Linked DNA regions of Homo sapiens: region 2 is linked to region 1. A link is a loop called in an ENCODE intact Hi-C map of the cell type or tissue named here. Cell type or tissue: PC-3. All regions are shown on one strand.

Region 1 (8,000 bases):
CCATTCCAATCTCATTCCCCACATAATTGACTCAGTTGGTGACCTGGAACAAACAATTTCAACTCTCATGTACTCAGTTGCCTCCTGTATTGTAAACTGAACACAAAATTATCCCAAATTGGAGATTTGCCCATTAGCTGAGATGAAACATGGAAAAGATTTTCAATCAGTACATTGAAGTAAAAAGAAGGGTATGTGCAAGCAGAACCAGAGAGTTGTCCCTCAATGTCAGTTTTTCTTTTCCGCTGTATTGACAGAACAATTGAATTTTAGCTGGGCTGCCCAGTTCCCACCTCCCTTGCAGCTAGGTGGGAACATATAACTAAGTTCTGGCTAATGAGACTGAGAAAAATGTGTGTGATTTCTGTGTCATGCTCTTAGAGTGAAGGAGCCTATTTTCCCTCACATTTATCTTACTATTTCCACTGTTTATATTACAAATTTGATGGTGAAATAACTAGAAAAGTGTCAATGATGAAAAATACCCTAAGGATGACAAAGAAAAAAAGAGAGACCCCAGCCACTGAACACTCCAAGATGCAGAGCTGCCAGATTAGCCCAGTCTCTTACGTGCAAGAGAAATAAGTGTCTACCCTGTTTAATCTATGACTCTGGGGGGGTCCTCTGAACTATCTTCTGAACTATATTATCTGAACTATATTCTACGGAGATTTTCCTCTTTCCTGCCACAACATTAAATACACTTTCATTGGAAGGCAATATTGAGGAGTGGCTAAAAATATGGGCTCTGAAGTCAGATTGCCTGTCTCCAAATCCAGCTCCACCACTCCCTGGCAATATGTTAAACTTAACCTATCTAAACCTTGGATTGCTAATCTACAAATTGGTTATAAGAAGAGTAGCTACTGCTACCTCATGGGATCAATATAAAGTTTAAAGAGATAATGTATGGGAAGAATTTAGCATAATGGCCAGCACATACCAAGCATTCAATAAATTTTAATCATGGTTGTTGCAGGGAAAGGTGTTTTCAAGGCTGGAAAACACCCCAATGCTAAGTTCATTTGGGGGCTCTAAAGTTAAAATGGGGACTTGTTCATACAAACTTTGGCTCATCTATGAAGTAGATTTCCTTTTGCAATGTGGCTTTTTTTTTCTCTTGGCAAGTTCTCAAATTTTGGGTTGGAAAAAAAAGGAGGAACACCATCATCTCTCACCCTTCAGATTCAGTTTGGGTTTAGGAGAGAGTGTCAAGGATATAGTAGAGCCAAGGCAATAGTTGACACCCAGTTTTTTCCAAGACTGTAACTGTCCCTCTTGCCACATGTGCCAACCATACACCTGCTCACTCTCAGATTCTTTATCTGCTCTGTTCTCTTCCAAATCTTAAGGAGCTACATTTTCCAAACTCCTTTGCCTTCTTGCTTCCTTGTACTCTCAGCCAATAGGAGGCTCTGGTGGAAGACTAGAGTGAGGGAAGAGGACACAGTTGAGTAGTTATCACTTCACACACCCATCCGGCTCTGGCAGAAGCCTCAGCTGCTTGATAATCTTGGCTACACTTGAAGGTCCTGGCACTTAGCCTCTGAAAGTAAAAGATCCTCTTTTTGTCCCTTTTCTTTAGGGACAGTAGTGACTTCCTGCTATTGGTAAACTCTAGGTTGCTTCACTTTCTGCTTTCTCAGTTCCTCTGTCCCATATGGATTCAATTTCCTGTATTAAATTCTCTCTGCTTGAAGGACCTTTAATGATGCCAGTTTTTTTGCTGGACCCTAACAGATACAAGATGGTAACCTCAGTGTTGAATGCACTGCCTTGTATGTGCTGGGGAGTCAATGTCTATTTGTTGAATAAATGAATACTTGGAGAAGTTGATATAATCACCCTGAACCTGGTCCTCCAACCACTCTAAGCACTGTGAGACTAAAAACACCCCTTATGAGATGCTCATTTCTGCTCACAAAGGCTCTCAGCTGGCTAAATCACAAAATATATCAAAATATTCATCTTTCAAAACCACATTTCTGGTCTGGTCCCCCAGAGTAGTAAACCTCAAGCCCTCGGGCCCTCAATGCCCAAAGGTGGTGAAAAATCTCTTCTGGGGACCTTGTGGTTATAGGATGATCTGGCTGAAAGCAAGACAGATGAGGAGGGTGGAGGAGTAGAGGGTGTAGAAGAAAGCCTAACTTCTCTGAGAAGCTATTTATCTCCAGACAGCAATGTCACTCCTGGGGAGCAGCTGAGTGCTTACAATATTTGTAAATATCTATTTGGCCCCAAGAGTTCTCTCCCATGGAAACAGCTAATAAACCGAGCTGCCTGAGTTTACTCCTAATGCCAAGACATGTTCCAGGGGCTGATTACATTGCTGTTTTATTATATGGAAAAGAAGATAGACTGTATGTGCAAGGGGCCAGGGGAGGTGATGGAGAACTCAGAGTTGAAAGCAGGAAAGTTACACTTCCAGGTTGATGAGGTCTTTGTCATAAATATCCAGATCTAGAAATGAAAATTAGAATTGGAACCAGCTCTCTCCTTGAAGCAGGAACCGCCCTCTTGACTCAGAGTTCCAAAATGTTCAGGCACATCTGGCTAAGCAAATGGTCACTTTACCAAGTTGCCAAACAAAACCTGGAAATTGCGAGTACAGGGGAAAGGACCTCTCTCCAAGAAAAATAATAACCCCAGGTGATGTCACTGCTGCCGATCTGTGGACCACACTTTGAGTGGCAAGCTGATGCATTAATCTCCTGTTTATGTTTCATACTTTAAAAGCCCAGTATCCAAAGCAGTGAGGTGGTTTCCATCTGCTCACAGCACATTCACGTCCAGGGTAGGACACTGGTACAACTCAGGGTCTGCTGGAGTATGCCCCTTGTGAAGACAACACATTTCCTACACATGCTGAAATGTGCGTCCTGGGATTTCCTGGGACATTACTTGATTTGCCTCTGAGGATTTCATTGTTTGCTAAGATCTTATGAAAAAACAACCCCCCTCCCCCACAAAGAAAAGACAAATGAAGATCAACTTTGCTATTTGTTAAGAACTACATTTAAATTACTAAAGAAACTATTTTGAGTGCATAATTTCAATTATTTTTTTCCATTTCATCCAAGCCAACAAGCTCAATTACTTTTCTGTGATGACATTATAATGAGAATCATTGATTTTTAGAGTTGGAGGCAACTTTGAAGTTCAACCCCCCTCCACGGTAACAATAATAATGTGTACCATTCCCCAAGCACTTGCTATGGGTGGTGTGTACTGGTCTAAGTACTTTACCTATTTTATTCGCATAGTAGCCTGGACCAAAGTGTGTTCCTAAGAATATTAATCTCACACTATGCTCCACAAATTAAAGATTCTGTGATCCAAAAACTTTTGCAAAACTTGTGCCTTCCTAGGTCCTTCTCAGGGAGACAAAATCAAAACGCACATGGACATACAAGAGACCCTAGGAAATCCTACAGTAGGAAAGCCATTGCATTTTTTTAAAAACTGCTTCCAAAACATCTTTGTCTGTGCACTTCTTGTTTTCTAAAATCCAATTCGCATTTCATTTCAATTAGTTAGATAGCTCAATTTCTTATTAGTATGCATTGCCATATTTAATTAAGATGGAGAAGGCCTCTGGTATCTTAGAGTTTTCAACCATGAAGCTTATTAACAAAAGTGCTGCTGAGCACTTTCTTAACCAGAAAAACGATGGCTGAGATCCACCCATTTTTGTTAAGAGATTTAAGATCCTCTAAATGAAGTCTTCAAGCAAATCTATGGGATATCTTCAAACACATCACTCGCTCCTCACCCTAGCATAAGTCAGTCTCAGATGAGTTATAATCGATATTTAAACAACTACAAAGGTGAAGGCTGACCCTGAGCGTCCTTCCCATCCTTCCCCACAGTCCACTTGAGATGTTATCTGTGAGGAGTAAACAGGCCCGTCCCCAAAGTCTTGGCCACCCTGGTGTGATATCAAACAGCTGCTCAGCGGCCCTGGAAGCCGGCTCCCATATTTCTCCTGCTACACTTACAGCGAGTTGAGCTTCCTGGCGGGGCTTCTCTTTGAAGTTCAAGAGGGCCCTGTGTATGGTATGTGTGGGAAGGAAAACTAAGATTCATCTCTCATGGAGCCATCTTTTCCATGAGAACAGAGTGTCTTTTAGTGTCTTTCAGGAAGAAGGGGTCTAATTCAGCACCTTAAATAATAAAAAAGTGGTAACAATAGTAACCCACATGACATTTATAAAGCACTTACCAGTGTCAAAAATAGCACCACGTACTGTCTTAAGTGCTTGCTAGGAGTTAACAACTTTAATGGTTCCCCTTTTATAAATGGGGAAGCAGATTCAGAGAGGCTAAGTGACTTGCCCAAGGTCACAATAGGAGACGAGTGGTGGAGCTAGGTTTTAGTTCCGCTCAGAACTAATTTATTTGTTCCCAAACTGGGTGAAACAGTGGAAACAAACGTTAACTCTCAAAAGCGTCTGAGAGCTGGAATTGAGGCTCAGGCCAGAGACCTCTGGACCTCTGCCCTCTGTGATTATATGGGCATTTTCCTCCCGTAGCAGAATGGATCATCATTTTGCACATTCCTATGCCCTTCATCACACTAGTGTAAATGTTTGCTTGCTTGTCTCTTTCCCACACTAAGTTGAGAGCTCCTTGCTGCAGGCACTAAGGTTATTAGCCTTTAGCCTGGTGGCAATGATTATGATGACAGCTACCAATTCTGGAGAGTTTATCATGTGCCCCACCCCAGGGCTGATATCAAGCCAGGTGGTGACCATTCTGACTGCTTATGCATGGGTTGTGCTGAGTGTTAAATAATCCAGTATGATCCCTGCCAAGCACTATGCTAAGTGTCTTTGCCTGTCTTTTCTTCCTGAATCTTTACAGCAGCTCTCTGAGGTGGCTACTGCTGTTATCATCCCATTTTACAGATGAAGAAACTGAGACCCAGGGCAGCAAGATTATATTTGCCTGAAGTCACCCACTTAGTCCATGGTGGATGGAGCTAATTTCTAGCTAACTATAATTAGCCTGAAAAACAGTTCTTTTATTCATTCATTGATTTATGCATCAGTTTCCTTATTCATTCAAGAAATTTACACTGAGCATAGTATTCATGATCTGTGGCCCCATGACAAGTTACCTCAAAACTTAGTGGCTTAAAACAAAACCAAGCATTTATAAACTCATTTTTGTGGGTCACCAATTCAGGAGTGGCTTAGCTGGGTGGTTGTGTTTCAGGGCTGCTCATAAGGCTGCAGTTACAAACGTCACCTAGGTCTATGGTCTCATCTGAAAGTTTGACTGGGGCTGGAGGATCTACTGCCAAGACAGCTCACTCCCATGGCTGTTGGCTGGAGACCTCAGTTGTTCACTTCATGGACTTCTCCATGGGGCTGCTAGAGAATCCTCACCACATGGCAGCTGGTTTCCCCTGAGCAAGTGACCCAAGAGAGAGCAAGGTGGGCATTGCAATGTCTTTTGTGATCCAGCCTCAGAAGTTGCACAACATTATTTTTGCAATGTCTTATTGGTTATACAGGCCAGACTTCTTCAGTGGCATTGGGGGTTGGGGGGTAGGATTTATACAAGGGCCTGGACACCAGAAGGCAAGGTCATTGAGAGCCATCTTAGAGGATGCCTACAACAAGCAACTACTCTGAACCACAACCAAATGTAGGCATCTGAACAATACAGAGCTCCTGATCTAATGGGGATGACAGGCATTACTTATGTAATCACATAAAGGAATACATGGGATTGGGGGCTGGGAGACTAATTATATGCTTCTCTTAGAGTGTGGAATAGTGGGACAGTGGTAAGTCTTCTTATGTTTTAACTACCCATAAAGCTGTACCAATGCATCCCAACTTAATGTCAGCCCTGGCTGCAGTTAACATGGTTCTTGCCCTTGTATCCCCAATTTCTCCTCCATTGAGGGGAAGCCATCAATATCTCCTATCTCAAATCGCAAAATAAAACCTCGTAAACCTGGTCACTAGAAAAGCACTCAGTAATGCCTGTTATGGGTTGAATTGTGTCAACTCTAAAAAGGTATGTTGAAGTCTTAAACCCCTAGTACCTGTAAATGTGACCTTATTTGGAAAAAAAAAAAAAAAAAAGGCCATTGCAGATTGAGTAATCAAGTTAAGATGAGCTCGTACTATGGTATGGTAGGCACTCCTGCAATATGACTGGTGTCTTTATCAAAGGAGAGAAATTTAGACCCAGACGCAAATTTAGGCACACATATGAGGACACAGACGCAGGGGAGAGCATCATGTGAGATGGACAAATGCAGCTGCAAGCCAAGGAACTTCAAGGATTGACAGCGCCCACAGAAGCTGAAAAAAGCAAGAAAGGAGCTTATTCAGAGTATTGAAGGAAGCATGGCCCTCCTGACACCTTCATTCCAGACTTCAGCCCCCAGAATTCTGAGATAATAAATTTCGGTTGTTTTAAGCCACCTAGTTTGTGTGGTATTTTGTGTCAGCAGCCCAGGAAACTAATACAATACTCAAATGTTGAAACGAAACTTTAGGTTCATTTCCAGCTCAGCATTTCCATTGTACGGATGAGCAAAGAGATGAGACCCTGTTAGAGGAAAGTAGTTGCCCAAGGTTACCAAGCAAATGTGTGCCCAAACTAGGCCCAATCCCCCAGTCTAGGGCTTAGAAGATACCTTTTTTGTTTGTTTGTTTCTTGTCATCATCAGGCTCCGGTCATCCTCAATGCTGTTATCATTTATTTTTGCTGCAAGAAAGAAGGAGGCTGCGGAGTCTGTGTTTTCCAGCTCCGCCAGGCAGTCTGTTTTTGCTGGCTTTGCATGAAAACAGCCAGGCTGTTGGCTCTGCGGGGTAACAGGCTGACTCGGGGTGTGATGTGAGTTGTAAGTACAATGACAGACGGCTCCGGGAACAGCCCTGGGCACCGTCTAGCAGAGTGAACCAGAAAACCACAGCACGTCAAGAGCATCTAATGGCACCATGTGGTTTCTTAACGCCGCTCTCTGCCCTCCCTGCCAGGGTGCTTGTGAGCCCAGTGGGACTTTCTAAGTCTTTGTATCACTCCTTGAAGAGGAGTACGAGGGGAAGAAGAAGGAGGAAGGGTTTCTGCTTGAAGGCCTCAAAGAATTCATTTTAGTACACATAATTACAGCCTTTTATGCCAACTCTGATTCAAAGGTGCATAATTTTTGGCATGCCCAAATAACATAGAGGATGGGACCCGGTAACAACAAAAGATGGAACAAATAAAGAGCTGAGTCAGGCAGCATCTAGGAACTGGAAACTGTTGGATGGCACTAGAGCCATGAGTCAGCCCCCTTGGAGATAGCCTCACTGCAGGATGGACACACAAGCCAAGCACTTACAGATGACCTTTCCTCGCCTTCAGCCATGATGTTGGCCTTCAGGAAGTGAGACAGCATCAACCTTCTGCCTGTCCTTGTAGCCAGAACATCTGGTTTGAGACACTGGAGAACTTGTCTGATTCAGGAGAAACTAGGGGATTTCTCTGCAGGCAAGCGGATTACAGCGTCCTGAGGCTGTCCCTGACTTTGAAATCCACAGAAGTTTCAGCCCTGGCTCAGTTGTTCATTTGCTACAGGACAAAGTCAATTTGCACCCCTGAACTTCAGATTCTTCATGTGTAAAATAGAATATTAATACCTTCTGTGGAGGGTTATGAAGCATCACCCACAAGCTTCCATTATGGACCCTGAAGTGAGATGACCAGTAGATATGGAACCTGGCCCTCTCCTCCTACTTGCCAGCTGGGAAATTTGAGGGAAGACACTTCAAATCTCCGTGGCTCAGTTTTGTCCCCCTCAGTGTGGATCTGTAGTGGATGTTATGGGGCTAGGCCCATACTCTCCCTACACCATGCCCATGCAGGCCGATTCAATGGCTTCTGACTGTAACCGTGAGTACCTACGATTCTTTGCCTGAGGGATTTATTTGGCCTGCATGTGGGACCTGCTAGAAATTGACTCCTGGAGGAGCCCTGCACTGTGATTGACTGGA
Region 2 (8,000 bases), 57 kb before region 1:
CTGTGTCTCCAGTCAGTTAATTGGGCAATATCTATCCTCTAAGTAAGTCTTAGATTTGGGGGGTGGGGGGCAGTCAATATCAAATCCTTTCTTGTACTGACTCCATAGGCATGGTCATACTTATTAAAATAGCTACAACAATATACAGCTGTGTTTTTAAAATTAGCTTTATTTTGTAAAATATGCACAGACAGTGGCACCAAAGGTTATGGAGAACAGGAATTGAGAGATGCAATTAATTAATTTCATTAGTTTGGACCTTGAGCATATATCCATGGTGCCTGGTCTTTGCCAGACACAGTGGTTGACACTGAGAAGACAGATGAGCTGAATGTAACCCTCGGCTTACATCTTCAATCACATTTCAATCCCTACCTTACTATACGCTCTGGCCACACTGGCTTGCTTCATGTTCTTCAAGCATACAAATTTCACTCCTGCCTCAATGTCTTTGCATATGCCATCCCTTGCAGGCAGGATTTCCTCCCTGCTAGTCTTCAGATGCCTTCTGGGTCTCAATACAAATGGCTTCTTCCATGAGAGGACTTCTTTTCCATCACCACCTCGTTCTCCAGCACTCTCAACTTCATCTCCATTATATCATCTTCATGGTGTGTGTCTCATTTGAAATCATGCTGGCTATGTGATTGTTTACTGGTTTATTAAGAGTACCCTTTTCTCCCACTGGACCATAAGTTCCTTGAGGTCAAGAGGCCTTGTCTTTCATATTTGTCTGTATCTTCAAGGTCTAGAGCAGTGTTTGACATGTAGAAACATTCCATAATTAGGGAAGAATGAATGACTAGGGCCACAATCAAATGAGCTTTGGAGTTATAGTTTTTAAAATGCACCTAGCTAGCTGGGCACAGAAGCTCACGACTGTAATCCCAACACTTTGGGAGGCTGAGGTGGGCAGATCACGTGAGGTCAGGAGTTCAAGACCAGCCTGGCCAACATGGCAGAAACCTGTCTCTACTAAAAAATACAAAATTAGCCAGGCATGGTGGTGCACACCTGTAGTCCCAGCTACTCTGGAGGCCGAGGCACGAGAATCACTTGAACCTGGGTGGTGGAGGTTGTAGTGAGCCAAGATCGTGCCCCTGCACTCTAGCCTGGGCAACAGAGTGAGACTCTTGTCTCCAAAAAAAAAAAAAAAAAGAAAAGAAAAGAAAGAAAGAAAAGAATAGAAGAAGTAAAATACACATAGCTAAATCTGTCAGGCCCAACCTTGATTGTTCCCTTCAACTATTCAACACCTACATTCTATGATACAATTTCTTCTAGAACAGTGTATTTGTTTGTCTGTTAATTTTTTAAATTTTTTAATTGTACATATTTATGAGATACATACGTATAGTAATCAGATCAAGGTAATTAACATATTTATTACCTCCAACATTTATCATTCTTGTGTTGGGAGCATTCAATATCCTCCTTTTAGCTATTTGATACTATATAATGTGTTATTGTTAACTAGAGTCATCCTACAATGCTGTAGGACACTAGAACTTATTCCTCCTATTTAGCTGTAATTTTGTCACATTTAATTTGTCCTTAAGCCCTCTTCCCTTACCCTTCCCAGTCTCTAATATCCTTTTTCCACTTTTTATTTCTGTGAGATCAGCTTTTTTTTTTTTTTTTTTAGCTTCCACATATGAGTGAGAACATGAAAGGTTTCAACTTTCTGTGCCTGGCTTATTTTACTTAACATAATGTCCTCCAGTTCTGTCAATGTTGCTATGAAAGAGAGGATTTCATTCTTTTTTATGGCTGAATAGTGTTCCATGCTATTCATCCACATTCTTTATTCATTCATCTATCTTTAGACACCTAGGTTGACTTTATATCTTGGCTGTAATAAACACGGGGGTGCAGATGTCTCTGATGTACCGATTTCCCTTCCTTTGGATAAATGCCCACTAGTGGGATGCTGGATCATATGGTAGTTCCATTTGTAGTTTTCTAAGTGATGAGGTTTGGCTGTGTCCCCATACAAATCTCATCTTGAATTGTAGCTTCCATAATTCCCACGTGTTGTGGGAGGGACTGGGTGGGAGATCATTGAATCATGGGGTGGTTTCCCCCATACTGTTCTCATGATAGTGAATAAGTCTCATGAGATCTGATGGTTTTATAAGGGGAAACCCCTTTCACTTGACTCTCATTCTCTCTTGTCTGCAGCCATGTAAGACGTGCCTTCTGCCTTCTACCATGATTGTGAAGCCTCCCCAGCCATGTGGAACTGTGAGTCCATTAAACTTCTATTTGTTTATAAATTACCTATCTCAGGTACCTCTTTATCAGCAATGTGAAAATGGACTAATACACTGAGGAACCTCCATACTCTTCTCCACAGTGGTGTGTTACAAACACTTAACCCTTAATTCAAAAGAAAGCCAAATCTATAGAGCAGTCACCGTTAAGGTGTGGAGGATGTGGTTAAGGCAAGGGTGTGGTCTGGAGCCCCACCCATTTTGCCCCATCCCACCTTCTTTCTGCTGTCCTTAAGGCACCTCTGTAGCCTCTCAGGATAAATTTCCATGTTTTATAAATCATTCTGCCAAAAAGGCACATGCACTCATATGGTCATTGCAGCACTATTCAGAGTAGCAAAGACATGGAATCAACCTAAGTGCCCATCAATGGCGGATTGGGTAAAAAATTTAAAAATGTGGTATATATACACCAAGAAATACTACACAGCCATAAAGAAGAATGAAATCATGTTCTTTGCAGCAACATGGATGCAGCTGGAGGCCATTAGCCTAAGTGAACTGATGCAGGAACAGAACATCGAACACTGCATGTTCTCACTTATAAGTGGGAGCTAAACATTGGGTACATATGGAAGCAATAGACACTGGGGACTGCTAGAAGGGGGAGAGAGGGAGGGGAGCAAGGGTTTAAAACTACCCACTGGGTATCATGCTGACTACCTGGGTGATGGGATCATTTACACTTCAAACCTCAGTGTCATGTATCATACCATGTAACAAACCTGCACATGTACCCCCTGAATCTAAGATAAAAGTTGAAATTACTTTTACAAGTCCTTTTAAGAAGTACATGATTATTTCAAGAAATACATACTAAGTGTGTACGACATCCCAGAAATTGTGCCAGTTGCTGGGATACAGTGAAGAACAAGACAAGCACAGTTCCTGTCCTAGAGGACATTATAATCAAGGGATTAAAGGAAATTCTACTAGGGTAAAGAACATAAATGGGATTCTGCACTCAGGGACTGTGCTGTGCATGAGCTAACGTATTCTGGAAATATGTGGGTACATGTTTTACCTAAAGTTAGTGAGAATGCCACAGGTCTAGTGTTCCACAAAGCAGGCTTTGGGAAATGCTTGTCAAGGCCAATTGCTGTTAGCATCAACAGGGAGTGAACTCTATACTATTACCAATTTTCAAAGCATTGCAACATAAAAAATGTAAATAATCCTGGATGACTCAATCTGTTTGATCTCTGATGATTCATAAGGCATTTTGAGATTCCCATGTCTTGGATCATCCTTTAAACATGGATTATCTTTGTAGTTGGAGCATGTGGATGTATCCATTAAAAGAACTCAATATCTAGCTGGTCAGCTTCAAGAATGGTCCTGTTTTGTGTTTATATCACTTTGTGGCCATGTTTCTTGTACTCACTTTTCTAGTCATTCATAAGAGAATATAATTCTTAGAGCAGAAATGCCTGTAGAGAGATTTTCACCTTGAAAAATATGCCTCCTCCCCAAAATCAGGCAGAAAAATCCAACCAAAGGTCCTATCCCTGGGATGGAATTCCTTCTTGCTATGTGTTTCCAGAATGCTGTACACACAATTATAGATAGCATTTATCACAGTGATTATTACTCATGACAACCAGTCAGTGCTCAGTATTTTGTGCCAGGTGCTTTGCAAAGTATTTTCCATATATTGTTGCTTCTACTTCCAACATTCATAGGCACTAGGTCCTAGCACTATTCCTGTTTTAAGGGTGAGAAGACTGAAGCTCAGAAAAGCTAAATAATTGCCCAAGACAACATGATGAATAAGTTGAATTCCATGATGAGTAAGTGGGATTCCAGAATTTAAACCTAAGCCCATATAATTCCCACGTCTACACTCTCTCTTCCATATTTCCCAGTTAATGACTTAAGAATCCATCACCACCAGCTTGGATCTTTCAACTTCTTGAGTGACATATGTGAGTTTCATTCAGCCTAATGCAGTTCATGGTGTCCAACGAGTGCTCAGGAAAGCTAGTTGAATGAACCGTGAGAGGCAATATGATACAAAGAAGAGAGCTTTGGGTTAAATAGCAAGAAAACTGTATCTTTCTTCAGAACATGTAAGTAATCTACCATGTGACCCTGAGCAAGCCCCTTCTTCCTCTCTGAACCTTGGTCTTCCCATCTGTAAAGTGGGAGGATTGGGAAAGATGATTGCTAATACAATCTTTCCCTCTGAGTCCAAATGACCTATAGTGGGAACTGGTGCCACGTAATTCAAAAAATATCAGGATCCCTAAGAAGATAGACATAGTGTTGTTTGTTTCTGACATCTTCAATGCTTAGCAGAGTGCCAGGCATACAGTCATGTTCAATTAGTACTCACTGAATAAATGAGTGGATACTGAGACTCATCCAAAGCTCTGCTGAGCGTAAACACATCCCAGACCCCACATCCCAGAAAGAAGCAAAAAGCCACTTCCTTGTAAGGAAAGATGGATCCACCAGTGAACCACAGGACTGGCTCAGCCCTTCAAAAATAAAGTGGTTGGAGTCCAGCCACAGGGACAGACAGAAGCTGGGGATGGAAGGCCCCCCAGCATCCCCTCACCGCCCCACCCCACTCATGAACTTAAATTCCTGGGTCAGATCTTTCATCACTAGTATGTAGCCTCTGGAAAACATAAAGGAGAATGGTCCAAATCTTGTTTTGTAAGCTTTGCCTTACGTATCACCCTCCCTAAAACAGAGGAGGAAGAGACTCAGGAAGCCAAGAGACATGGCCTTCCAAAAATCCCCTGATGGGAAATAAATAAATAAATATATCAATCCAAGACGTCATTTTTTTCTTAGTTAGGAAAACATGTTTTCCTTGTTTGCTGACCCTCTAGCATTTTGGAGCTTGGGGAGTTGACTGGGTGCCTAGTGTCCATGAACGTTTGCAAGTTCATCACCCTGACCTTCTTGGCTGTTAAATCTTAACACTGGTTGCTGGAAAGTGTTTTAACTTTAAAAAAAAAAATCTTTGCTTTTTTTTTCCCCCAAACACCCTCATCATAGAGCTCATACTTTGGGACTATGTGTAAGGTTTTGTCAGGTAGACTACAGATTTCCACGCAGACAGCCAGAGTTTTCTTTTTCCCATGGACTCCCTGGAATTCACCTGAAAACTTACTGATTATTTATGTTCTAGCGTACTTTCAGGAAAGCCATCCAGGACTTTATATCCCAGGAAAACTGACAAATCTAATCAATTCTTGAGATACAGTTCTGTAAAGTCTTATTCATTTGGATGCCATCAGTTCAGAATTTTTGGATAATTCAGACAGTCTGGATAGAAGTTTCCTTTTGCACAGCTCTACAAAAATAGTTTCTTAACAAATTGATAATGCAAAGCAGACTGTCGGAGCGGAGAATGAACTGTCATCAAGTCCTTCAGAATAGCATTCACTGAGAAGCAGTCAATGGTTAGTTACAAATTATTTTTATCAAATAATTAAGGTGAATCCCAGGCAATCCACCCTATCTTAGGAAGAGCATGGTACAGGGGCAAAAATATGGCTTTCATTGTGTCCAGGCATGGGCTCAAATTCCAGCTATGCAACTCGTGAGCTTAAATTACTGTGCAGAAGCCGCTTGACTTCTCTGAGTCTTAACTCTGACATAAGGGAAAGTTTGTGGGACGGACATGAAAATTGGAACTCACATAGGAAAAGACAAAGTTTCCTAAACTATGCTCAGAAGGACTTTAAGTCTATAAGACGTTAACACTTACTGCATGAAAAAGGGATCCATGGTTTAAGAAGTTTGGGATAAGCTAGGCTAAACAAAATTAAATGTGTTTGCATGCTTGCTTTGTTTGTTTATGTGCAGGCCTTCTCAGAGCCTTTGATATTATGCTTTATATTGTGAATCTCCAAAAGAAGGTTATCAGTTTTCCTCCTAGGGAACTATGATAAATATGGCAGTCATTATCCACAAATTGAGGGGCATCTATAAGGAACTGGGGATAGTATTAAAGGGTGGATCCAAAAGTGTAAAGATTAGTCCCTACACTAATAAAATTGAAAATGGAATTGGTAAGACAGGACTGGTCCTTGGCAAACCCAACAGGAAGGCAGAGGGCAGGAAAGTCCATTGATGTGTCTCTATAAGTCAGTTTCCAGACGCAGAGCAGGGCGGGGAAGGGTGGAGGGTGACCTAAGGGAAAAGCAGAAAATATTTGGGATTGAGACACTGTTTTAGAAAGAGTTGTCAGGATGATCCCTATGAGAAAGCGATGTTAGAGGGAAGACTTGAATGAGAGGCACCAATGAACTTTGCAGAGATGTGGGGAAAGAACATTTCAGGGAACGCCACTTTGGGATCTTAGGAGAAATTCATAGGGCATGATGAAATAGAGGGAAAGAAGGTCAGTTGTGGGGATGCGTGAATGAGGTGAAGAGTGTCAGCAAGTGAGGTCTAGGGGCCTTGAGAATAAGAAATTCATTTTAAAAAGAGAGAAATGTCTGATGCTTATAGCTGCAGAGAATGAAACAGAAGCCCCCCCACCCCCACCCCCAACAATTGAATAAATGGAGGGTAGAATGGTATTGGCAAAATAAATGATTCAAAAAATGACACAGAGGCAGGAATTCACCTTGCAGGTTGGGGCAACTGGAGGGGAACCCATCCATGGATGATGTAAACCATTTCTTCCAAACCTCCTCCCTTCTTTCTTTCCTTCCTTTCGAATAGCTTTATTGAGAAATAATGTACATATGATGAAATTTACCCACTGAAAGTATACAACTAAATGGATTTTAGTATATTTATGGAGTTGTGCAACCATCACCACAGTCAAACTTTCCCATCACCTTGGAAAGAAACCTCGTGCCCATTACAGTTATTTCCCATTCCCACTCCAGTCCCAGGCAAACACTTCTCTACTCCGTGTCTAGAAATTTGCCTTTTCTGGACATTTAAATAAATGAAATCATAGAATATGTGGTCTTTTACATCTGGCTTCTTCTACCTAACATCATGCGTTTGAGGTTCATCCATGTTGTAGCGTGTTTCAGTGCTTCCTTCCTTTTTATTACCCACTAGCGTTCCATTGCACGGCTAAGCCACGTTTTATTTATCAGATCACCAGTTGGTGGACATTTGAGTTCTTTTCACTTATTGGCTATTACAAACATCCATGTACAAATTTTATGTGGATGAATGTTTTCATTTTTTTTTTTTTGATTAATGCCTATGAGTGGAATTTCTGGGTCATGTGGTAAGTCTATGTTCAACGATTTGAGAAACTGCCACACTGTTTTTCAAAGCAGCTGCACCATCAACTCTTTTTCTTAATTTGTGAAATGTGTGAGTCTTCATCTTTGTCCTCGGCTGATTGGAGCAAACAGGAGCACATGATCTAAATTGGACCAATCAGTTTTTCCTTCCTAAGATCTTCTTATGAGGACATACTGATGGATGTATGTTTGTGTCTACAGTAGTTTGAATAATAGACATGTGCAAGTGACATAGAAAAGCTGACCACAAAGACAGGAAGTTGACCTATAGAGAGAGAAACAGAGATGACAAGCCACATGAAACCAGGAGAGGTGGACAAAGTAGTCTCAGGTCCTGGGTTTCTGGGTTCCTGGTTCCAGGCCCTGATGAGGCCTATCATGCACCTTTGACCTTGTCATCTTCAACATATCCCAATGCCCTGTAATACATTCCATTTTTTGTATGATTTATGGTAAATTTTTGCTTCCAACAACTAAAAATTCCTTAACTAACTCA

Evidence for each region. Peaks named below come from ENCODE experiments on the same cell type or tissue, not always from the same donor. Only the 100,000 strongest peaks of a DNase experiment are listed, where the experiment ranks them.
Region 2: it touches region 1 in a loop (3-fold over the local background); 3 of 110 quality-filtered maps call a loop at or near these places.

Annotation. Positions count from the first base shown.
Region 1 is chr12:114,915,631-114,923,630 of GRCh38, reverse strand. No RefSeq gene overlaps it. Among named protein-coding and RNA genes, the nearest start is that of TBX3, 240 kb to the right of the region's middle. In PC-3, no CTCF peak of the experiment used is centred here; DNase peaks (open chromatin) are centred at 2,670, 4,650 and 7,300; H3K27ac peaks cover 5,260 bases.
Region 2 is chr12:114,972,624-114,980,623 of GRCh38, reverse strand. No RefSeq gene overlaps it. Among named protein-coding and RNA genes, the nearest start is that of TBX3, 290 kb to the right of the region's middle. RefSeq lists a silencer at 7,713-7,913. In PC-3, no CTCF peak of the experiment used is centred here; a DNase peak (open chromatin) is centred at 3,463; H3K27ac peaks cover 1,904 bases.